2 separate regions of the Mus musculus genome follow, and region 1 is linked to region 2. A link is a contact called in ENCODE Hi-C or POLR2A ChIA-PET data. All regions are on one chromosome and are shown on one strand. Each heading gives the region's core, a stretch centred on a gene start or an enhancer-like site at or near the end of the contact. The rest is flanking DNA. Distances are from core to core; before and after follow the strand shown. Region 1 holds the start of Lyz2 (lysozyme 2). Region 2 holds the start of 9530003J23Rik (RIKEN cDNA 9530003J23 gene).

Region 1 (4,719 bases), core at 810-3,309, 44 kb after region 2:
TGCCATTTGCAACTGGCTTGCAGAGTAGGCTGTGCTGGGTGGCCAGTGAGCCACACAGATTGGCCTGTGCTGGGGTTATATACCCATGTCACCAAACTCAGCTTTTTTTGTGGCTGCTGGGGGTCAAACTGTGATGACTCTTCCACCAGAACTATCTGTCCAGCCTCTATTTATTTCATTTCATCTATTCACTCATTGATTTTGGAGGTGCACCTAGGGCCCTCTGAGCTGTAAACAGGGTATTCTATTGCCAAACACAGTGTGAGCCTACTGCCCTACTTGGTTCATTTGATGACTCTCTAACAGTGAAGGCAGCTTCCCCAGGTTCCTGATGCTTCTCCCAGTGTTACTCCTCCTGCACAGAATCTCTGCTCTTGCAGAAAGAGCAGAATGGTTGTTTGTTAGCACTGTACCCCACCATTTCTTACCACTGCAATTGATCCCACAGGCATTCACAGCTCTTGGGGTTTTGCCATCATTACACCAGTATCGGCTATTGATCTGAAATATCCCATAGTCAGTGCTTTGGTCTCCACGGTTGTAGTTTGTAGCTCGTGTGTTATAATTGCTCTCGTGCTGAGCTAAACACACCCCTGAGAAGGAAAAGAAAATTTATCAATAAGCATCAACCGCAAATGATCCATATTTGATACCAAAATCAGCCTTTTGAGCTGGCTGAATTTTAGAAGTGATGTACTAGAAATACAATCATGTGGTTAAATTATAGAATATGCTACCACTAGTTCAGCCTGTGTCTGGCTGTGTTGCCTAGGGTAGTCTCTGGTGACAAGTGATCCTCCTGCCTCTGTCCTTCAGGTAGGTAGAACTGCTGTGCCCAATCAGCGAGTAATTTTCAAGTGCCCCAAAGAAAACCCCTTGGAGGACAAATCAAAGAATAACCAGGTTAAGGGCCTTTTAAAACGTAACCCTGCCCCAGTGGTGCTCAGTTTTATTTCCTGCAGTTGTTAGGCAGAGGCTGGTGAGTCTGTGTGAGTTTGAGACCAGCCTGGTCTGCATAGCAAGTTCTAGGTCAGCCAGTGCTCTGTGGTGAAACCCCACTGCCTTCCAAATGAAATAGGTAATTCTCTCATTGCTTTTACCATCACCCCTGCCCCCCTGAGCTTGCAACCTCCTGCCTCAGCCTCCCATTGCTTGGATTCCAGGATTGTACACCATCACAAATGTCTAGTGAGAATACATAAAGCAAGAACCTCAGGACAGAAAAGGCTATTCTGCAGGTCCATCCATCCATCCCTCCATCCATCCATCCATCCATCCATCCATCCACACACACATCACTCTGCTCAGTAGCAGGCACCTCAATGGAATCTGATTGTGATAACATAGATGACGTAAGCCACGAGGAACTGTTCCTCCTCCACATCTTTCCTTGTGTGACGCTAAAGGCCACCCCAGAATCAAGAACGCTGCTAAGTCACTTAATACTCAGTTTCTGAGAACCTCATTTATCCACCAATTAGGGGCAAATAGGATCGCTCTGACTTGTGCACATAGGTCAAAAAACGTATCTCAAAAGTTACACACCACGGTAAGAGAAGTGAAGACAAATACCATGTCAGTCCAGGATCTCTGGCTGACTCTCCCATCTCTTCTCAGCCCCCTTACTCATGTTGAGTCTGAAGCAACAGAAAATTTAGTGACAGTCCCTGAGCCCCTCAGGTCCTGTTGCCTTACCATGGCACACAATGTCCCTTCCAAGCCCTCACCCCAGCATCTCTAATTCAAAAGACAAAAACTGATGCTTTCTGTCAAATGACCTCAGTCACACAGGGAACAACCATGACAGTGTATGCTGCAGTTTCCTCTCTGGTCACTCACTGCTCCCCTGTCCCTGTTCTGAGCGATTAGCTGGAGCCATCAAGAAGAGACTTACAGTCGGCCAGGCTGACTCCATAGTAGCCAGCCATTCCATTCCTTTTCAGAGTTCTGGCAAACTCACAACGTTCATAGACCTTGGCCTGAGCAGTGACAGAAAGCAGGAGGAGTCCCAGAGTCAGGAGAGTCTTCATGGTGACTGGAGGCTGGGTCAGCTGCTGGCTGACTAGAGAAAGCATGCCTGCTATTTAAGCATCCTCCAAGTCCCTCCTTTCCCAACAGCTTGTGGTTTCCTACATTTGAGCTGTGTGCAAAACAGGAAGTTCCTACCGATCTATGGACTTCAGCACTTGATCTTCCTTCTTCATTTATGTGATGAGAGAAATTCTGGCAGCCCAAGAATAAGCATACAGTATTTATTTTAAAATGCTTAAACATTTGAGACACTCCAGAGTCTCTCCCTTCTGCCTTTAGCTAGTCTGCAATGCTGCTGTGAAATAATGGCTTCTGTTTTTCCTCATCTCTTGGAATGCATTTATCCTTTTTCTTCAGCATATCCCTAAAGTTCTATTTTGCAGGAATTTCATCCCTCTCTTGCCCAGCAAAGGTAGTAGATCTGTGTTTTTAGTGTAGGAGATTGGAGTGAAAGCATCTGTAAAGTGTATTTTGAACACGATCAAGAAAAGGGAAAAGATTTGCCACTTGATTCCTGAGCTGGGACATTCCTTACTCCTTGCCATGGTGGATCCTCTACTGACTAATACACTCACATCCCAGTGGGTCCTCAGCACAGAACAACACAGCAAGGTATGCTTAATACTGAGTCCAACATCCAACTATGGTCAGCTAACATTCGTTTTAAACCAGTGCTCTTAATTATTTAAAAAGCATTTCCCTGTGTGTTACTTACAGAAAACTGGACTGTATGTTTTTTCTATGTCTAAAATAAAAAAAAAGAAAAGGAAATATTAGGCTGTATTTCAGAAGAGAATGGCACAAAAATGACAACAAATGGAATGTGTGGTTTTTAGTTTTCAATTATTATTTGTGTTTTATGTGTATAGACATTCTTGCCTGCATGTATGTCTGTGCATCCCCTATGTGCCTGATCCTACGGAGGTCAGAAAAGGGTGTCAGATCCTTGGGGTGGAGTTACAGACAGCTGTGGGCATACTCATGGGTGCTGAGGAATTGAACCTGGGTACTATGGGAGAATGAGTGCTCTCCAGTGATGAGCCATCTCTCCAGTCCCTGTGGGCATCCTTAGAAAACAACACTGTTGGAAAGCCAAGCACTGGGTCCTGGCCCTGGACTAGGGGACAGACTCTATGGTGCACACAAAGCCATCCCTTTGCCCTCTCCCTAATCATCACTCATGCAGTTACTGTGCTGGGTGAGGAGGCTCCTTACTTCCGGTTGTCACCCTGAGACACACTGAATGTACTGGTCTAGTGTGCCGATTAGAAACGGAAGGGCTAGCCGAGCATGGTGTTGCATGCCTTTAATGCCAGCACTTGGGAGGCAGAGGCAGGTGGATTTCTGAGTTGAGGCCAGCCTGGTCTACAAAGTGAGTTCCAGGACAGCCAGGGCTACACAGAGAAACTCTGTCTCAGAAAAACAAAAAACAAGAAAGAAAGAAAAGGAAAAAAGGGAAGGACTGATTTAGATGTCCTAAATTATTTGTCCTGGAGCAGGAGATACGGACAGTGACAAGATTTAATCTTATTTTATTATCCCCTTCAGATAATAGGCTGAGCAAGAGATTTAATAGTAAAATAGCAAATTCCCATAATTTTGGGTAGAAATTTGTCCTACACAGAAATTTGCTATATACTAGATGTTTTATTTGGTAAGTTATATAAATTTTGCTATGTTTTTTATTATATGTGTTTTATGTATATGTGAACACTATAGCTGTCTTCAGATATACCAGAAGAGGTTACTGGATCCCATTAGAGATGGTTGTGAGCCACTATGTGGTTTTTGGGGATTGAACTTGGGACCTCTCAGAAGAGCAGTCAGTGCTCTTAACCATTGAGCCGTCTCTGCAGCCCACAAGGACAGTTTTCCTCTTACACATTTGGGTACAGGTCTCTGCAGGAAAACCTTTTAATACCATATCTTAATTTCCAGCATTAAGTGCAAAAGGAAGATTCCATCATATTCAGTACTAATTCTAGTGATTCCTGGTACTTTAATAAATGAGAAAGAGTGCTTTGGAGCCTAGAGAAGTGGCTCCGAATTTGAAAGCACTGCTGCTCCTCCAGAGGACCCGAGTTTGATTCCCACCACATCAGTCAGCTGGAAGCTGCCTGTGTCTCCAGCTCCATGGTTGTCCACTTCTTCTGGGCTCGGTGGCACTAGTTCTCATGCACACAGCCACACATATGCACGGTTCAAATGATCACTAAAGGTTCTAAAAAGAGTGCTTTTTATACTGTCAAATGGGACAGAATGAACACACGTTTCTCACCAACAGGCACAAATTCGTGCCTTCCTGGGAAACACTTTCTTGGTCATTTTCCCTTGGCCTAACAGAACAAAGCTGTTTAAATCCAAACAAGACGCAGATTCCATGGCAGGCCTTCCTGTTCCCCACTCCTACCTTTCAACTTCGCTGCGAGTAACACCACTCAAGCCACTCCCTGTGCAGAGCCCTTCGAGGGATCCACAGATATGCCTTAAGTTTTGTGAAGTGTGGAGCCACTCTCCAGAGTGTTGTAGCTGAGGGGTAGGGCCTGCTTTGGCAAGTGCAGCAGCCATTGTGGGGCACGGCCAGCTCTGGGCATCCCTTGGACATAAACATGGTACCTGATGGCAGCCCACAACAGGGATGTCCATATGACCTTCAGGGATAACATCGACATAGACCACCCCTGCTAT
Region 2 (4,507 bases), core at 323-2,822:
TTGTAGTCACATGGATGTTTATTATACTAATATCTAATTTTCTGTGTTTTAAGAGCATTTGACATAAAAGGACATAGAATCAAATTATCCCTGAACTGCCCTTCAGGGAATAGGAGGATTTCTTTATGAATGCGTTATTCTAAACCAAAGTATAATAGGAGTAATTAGGCCATTTAAAAGACATTCATAGATCATTCCAGAAACATTTGTATGTTAAAACACCATCTTTTTCTGATACCAAGTGTTTGTTCATTTTTTTTTTCTTGACTGAGGACAGCACCCAGGATTTCATGGAAAGAAGTAGAGGCCCCTCATGAGTGTCACCAGGCCCTCAGTTCTTACTTGGGGGAATCATTGGAGGACAATAATTACTACTTAGAGGTTAAAATGGCCTGCTTCCAGGTCTGCCATGAACCCAAAGTTAAGTTGCCTTTTGTACCAAATGTCTTTCTTGTAAGCCTCGCCAGAGAGTCTGGCAATATCTTACAGTATCATATGCCCGCCTTACCTTTGCAGGATATCCGACAAAAGTTCCTTGATCCTGGGGTTTTGCCGTCATTACACCAGAATCTGCTGTTGATCTGAAAGATCCCATAGCTGGTGCTTTGGTCTTCAGGGTTGAATCTTGTAGTGTTTGTGTTAAAATTACTCTCCCATTTGGCCAAACAGACCCCTGAAAAGAAGTTATTTTATTAATAGTAGTAAGATTAAATGAATTACACTGTTCACCCTTTGTACTGATTGTACTTTTATTAATAACGTGCTTTGTAAGTATAGAGATATATTAACTTATAACATATCATAATACTTTAGTGTCTTTTGCTAGGCTTTCGTGTGTGTGTGTGTGTGTGTGTGTATGTGTGTGTGTGTGTGTGTGTGTAGTGTGTGATAGAAAGAGGCTAGAGGACAGCTTTGAAGTCAGATCTCTCCTTCTATCATTACCTGGGTTCTGGGGTTCATACTCAGGTTGCCAGGCTTGTGTAGCAAGTGCGTCTATCAGCTGAAACATTGAGCCGGCCTCTCTTCTGCTCACTGTGTTTCCCAGGCTAGTTTCCTGGGCTCCAGTTAACTTTCCACCTTGGCCTCTTGAGTAGCTGGGACTACAGCTGAGGGCTGCCATTTGTAGGTCAAAGCCTTAGCTTTAAGGGGCCCTGGGAGAACGTCTTTGTAATGTAAGTCATTTTTTGTGATAGTAAGCAAGGTAAGGTGCTTCTGAAATGACTAAACTACTGTCTTCCATTGCCTTAGTGCTTAGTCCCCCTCTCTGATTGACCATTCCTCCCTGCGCACGGCACTTCTCAGAAGGTGTAAAGCAAAGGGCACTCACAGTTTGCCAGCGTGATTCCTTGGAAACCAGCTAGACCAAGACTTTGTAGAGTTCTGGCCAAAGAACATCGGTCGTAGACCTTGCCCTGGATGGTGATGGAGAGCAGGAGGAGCCCTAGAGTAAGGAGAGTTAGGGGAGCCTTCATGTTGCCTGGAAACCTCCTCAGCAACTGCCCAGAGCGATCAGGCCCCAGTATTTAAGCATCTCTCAACTCCCTTCATCCTCTATCGGTTTGGGGACTCGACGTTTTGAGCTTCATGCGAAGCAGGAAGTTCTTATTGATCCACAGACTTCAAAAGCACTTTCCCCAATGTTTGAATTGAGATACTCTGGTCTAGAGAGAACGATGAAAATGATATTGTTCAAAGACTTGGCTCACAAAGAACCGGGAGCTAGCCCTGCTTCCAGGGCAAGAAGATCATTCTGTCTCATCGTGAACGCCAGCCATACAAAGAGAAGGAAAGTGGTTCTGTTTCACTGCTTAAAATAGGCTGTGACTATAAATCGGCAGTCCTTTAAAATTAAATCATCCATTCATCTTTTTCGCTTAACATTATCTTACACGGTCTTACCACAAAATGAATCTCTCAGTATTTAGGATGCTATGACTTGCTTTGTCGATTTCCTTTTCTAGAATTTCTTGATCATGTTATAAATTGTGAATTGTTTTAAATCAGCACTTCAGTTTTTTTTTTTTTTGTTTGTTTGTTTTTTAGTGTTTTTTTCTGAGACAGGGTGTCAGGGTGCAAATGGCTGGTTTGGAAACTGCTATGTAGACCAGGTGTCCTTGAACTCTCCACCTCCTGAGTGCTGGTATTAAAGACATGTGTCACCATGCCCAGCAGATATTTTTTTTAAAGTTGCTTATTTATGTCACCTCCTAGCACAAGCAAAGGAACAGAAGATCAGTATCCCAGTCATCATTTGGTTTAAGAAATGGAGAGAGTAAAGCCCTGTATGCTTTCTGGTTCACACCAAGAGTAATAGTAGTGTACACCAGTGCTGTGGGCCAACTTGGGGTTCTCTCTATTCATCTTTGTAGCTGGGTGAAGCCAAGTCACATGAAAGTTATGAGGGAGAGAGAGAGCGAGAGCGAGAGAGAGAGCGAGAGCGAGAATAGTCATCTCTCCTGAGAAAGAGCCCAGCCCTGATGCAGAGACGGAAATAGTGATGAACTTGGATCCCTTGTGTGCTCAACAGTGTGACTTCAGGAAGACCCTCAGCATGCTCATCCATCAGGGCAGTGAGAGGAAATAAGAGTGAGGGCCTTCCACATCAGAGCAGAGGCCTCCTTGATGGTTCAAGACACACCTGAAAGTCAAGAAGCCCAAGTACTATTGCCGCCATTTTGGATCTGGACCCATAAAACAACATCTTTCAGTAGAAATAAAGCTCATGTGAACAATTTTCCAAATATCACCCACACAGAGCCTTGTCTCCCTCTCCCCAAATGCATTTCGGTGTTAGAGCATAAAAGGGTTGCTAGGAAGCAATGGGATTTTAAAATCTCAAGTGACCCAAACAGACAGATGCTGCTGAGCATTGCCTTCAGAAGGCACCAACTCAGGGAGCTGTGCACATTCTCTAACACCACCAGAAATCCCCAAATAAGCATGGCCCGGATTTGCCTTGGAAGGAAGCTCTGGAGCCATACAAAATGCCAACTTTATAATTAATTCTATTCTCCAGTGATGGGAGTTGCCCCCTGTTTGGCCCTAGAGAATACCAACTTGGAAGCTGGAGCCATGAAATGCCACGGACCGACCCCAGTCAGCCTCCCTCAATCCACAAAAAAAAAAAAAAAATCGGGTTCTGGGTAGGTGGACAAGGAGTTGGCAAGAAGGGCAAAAGGATGGACCATCCAGAGACTGCCCCACCAGGGGGTCCATCCCATAATCAGCCACCAAACGCAGACACTATTGCATATGCCAGCAAGATTTTGTTGAAAGGACCCTGACATAGCTGTCTCCTGTGAGGCTATGCAAGTGCCTGGCAAATACGGAAGTGGATGCTCACAGTCATCTATAAGATGGAACACAGGGCCCCCAATGGAGGAGCTGGAGGGGTCTGCAACCCTATAGGTGGAACAACAATATGAACTAATCAGTACCCCCAGAGCTCGTGTCTCTAGCTGCATATGTAGCAGAAGATGGCCTAGTTGGCCACATTGGGAAGAGATGCCCCTTGGTTTTGCAAACTTTATATGCCCCAGTACAGGGGAATGCCAGGGCCAAGAAGTGGGAGTGAGTGGGTAAGGGAGCAGGGCAGGGGGAGGGCATAGGGGACTTTTGGGATAGCATTTGAAATGTAAATGAAGAAAATATTTAATAAAAAAAAATTAAAAGAAAAACAAAAAACAAAACCCTGGGATCAAAAACAGCCCTGCCTATGGTCAGCTTAATCTTAGAAGTCAGGGGCAAGGGCTTCATGCCCTTGCCAAAGTTCCAATTCTAGTCTATTGTATAGTCCACCTTCCCCCTAGGCCTTTGTAAATTCTTGTGTATGGGTGTAACTCAGCTATCTATAGTTTTAAGTATCTACTCTGGTTCCTCCTTAGACCACAACCTTCCTTCTTCCTAGATAATGGTAAATTCCTGCATATGGGAGTAGCTGGCTATTATTCTATGTGATTGTGTTGGGGGGACTTTCTACTAATAAGTAATGTAGTCTGCCATACATAACTATAATGAAGATTCGACATATACTTTGCTAAGCTTGCCCTGAGATTTCTAACTCTTATCCAGTAAAATACTGTAAGAAAGCATGGAAGACCCTCCACATTATCTCAGGGACAAATTTGGAGCACTCGTGCTATGGGAATGCCAAGGTTCCAGGAGACTACGTTTCCATGAACTTTTTGCCTTGAGACTGCGTCCAGGGTTTTGGGCTTGTTACATGGGTCACTGCTGGAGTGGATGTGGCAATTAAAGGCTAGGATCACAACCCAAAACATAAGAGAATACTAGTTTTGGCTCCAAGTCATTCTTTGCGCATCACAATAAAGACCAATACCACCTTTTTTTTTCCAGATTAATTTTGAAAATAAGTACTGAGATGGATTTGGGGGATTCAAAATGACAGAAACCAGGTAAAGGACTGTCCTAGCTGCCTTTGTGCCCTTCCTACCCCAGTGCTCAAGATCATATCACTGTGATCTTTGTTCATTCTGTTGACAAAACT

The links. A loop is a pair of places that touch in the nucleus more often than their neighbours do. ChIA-PET counts read pairs that join two places held with the same protein, here RNA polymerase II (POLR2A).
Region 1: a map of left cerebral cortex shows a loop between it and region 2 (3-fold over the local background). The contact joins the promoter of Lyz2 here to the promoter of 9530003J23Rik in region 2. A Hi-C loop is called at or near these places in 2 of 37 maps with a recorded cell type or tissue (left cerebral cortex and mouse trophoblast stem cell). POLR2A ChIA-PET finds 5 or more read pairs at or near these places in 3 of 5 experiments (Patski and embryonic stem cell).

The regions. Positions count from the first base shown.
Region 1 is chr10:117,280,213-117,284,931 of GRCm38, forward strand. It overlaps Lyz2 (lysozyme 2), which reads right to left and starts at 2,060. Exons shown (of 4, transcript NM_017372.3): 1 at 1,895-2,060; 2 at 429-593. The coding sequence starts at 2,030.
Region 2 is chr10:117,237,109-117,241,615 of GRCm38, forward strand. It overlaps 9530003J23Rik (RIKEN cDNA 9530003J23 gene), which reads right to left and starts at 1,573. Exons shown (of 4, transcript NM_029906.3): 1 at 1,328-1,573; 2 at 509-673. The coding sequence starts at 1,472. The region is part of intron 2 of Gm31963 (a long non-coding RNA gene); the gene reads left to right.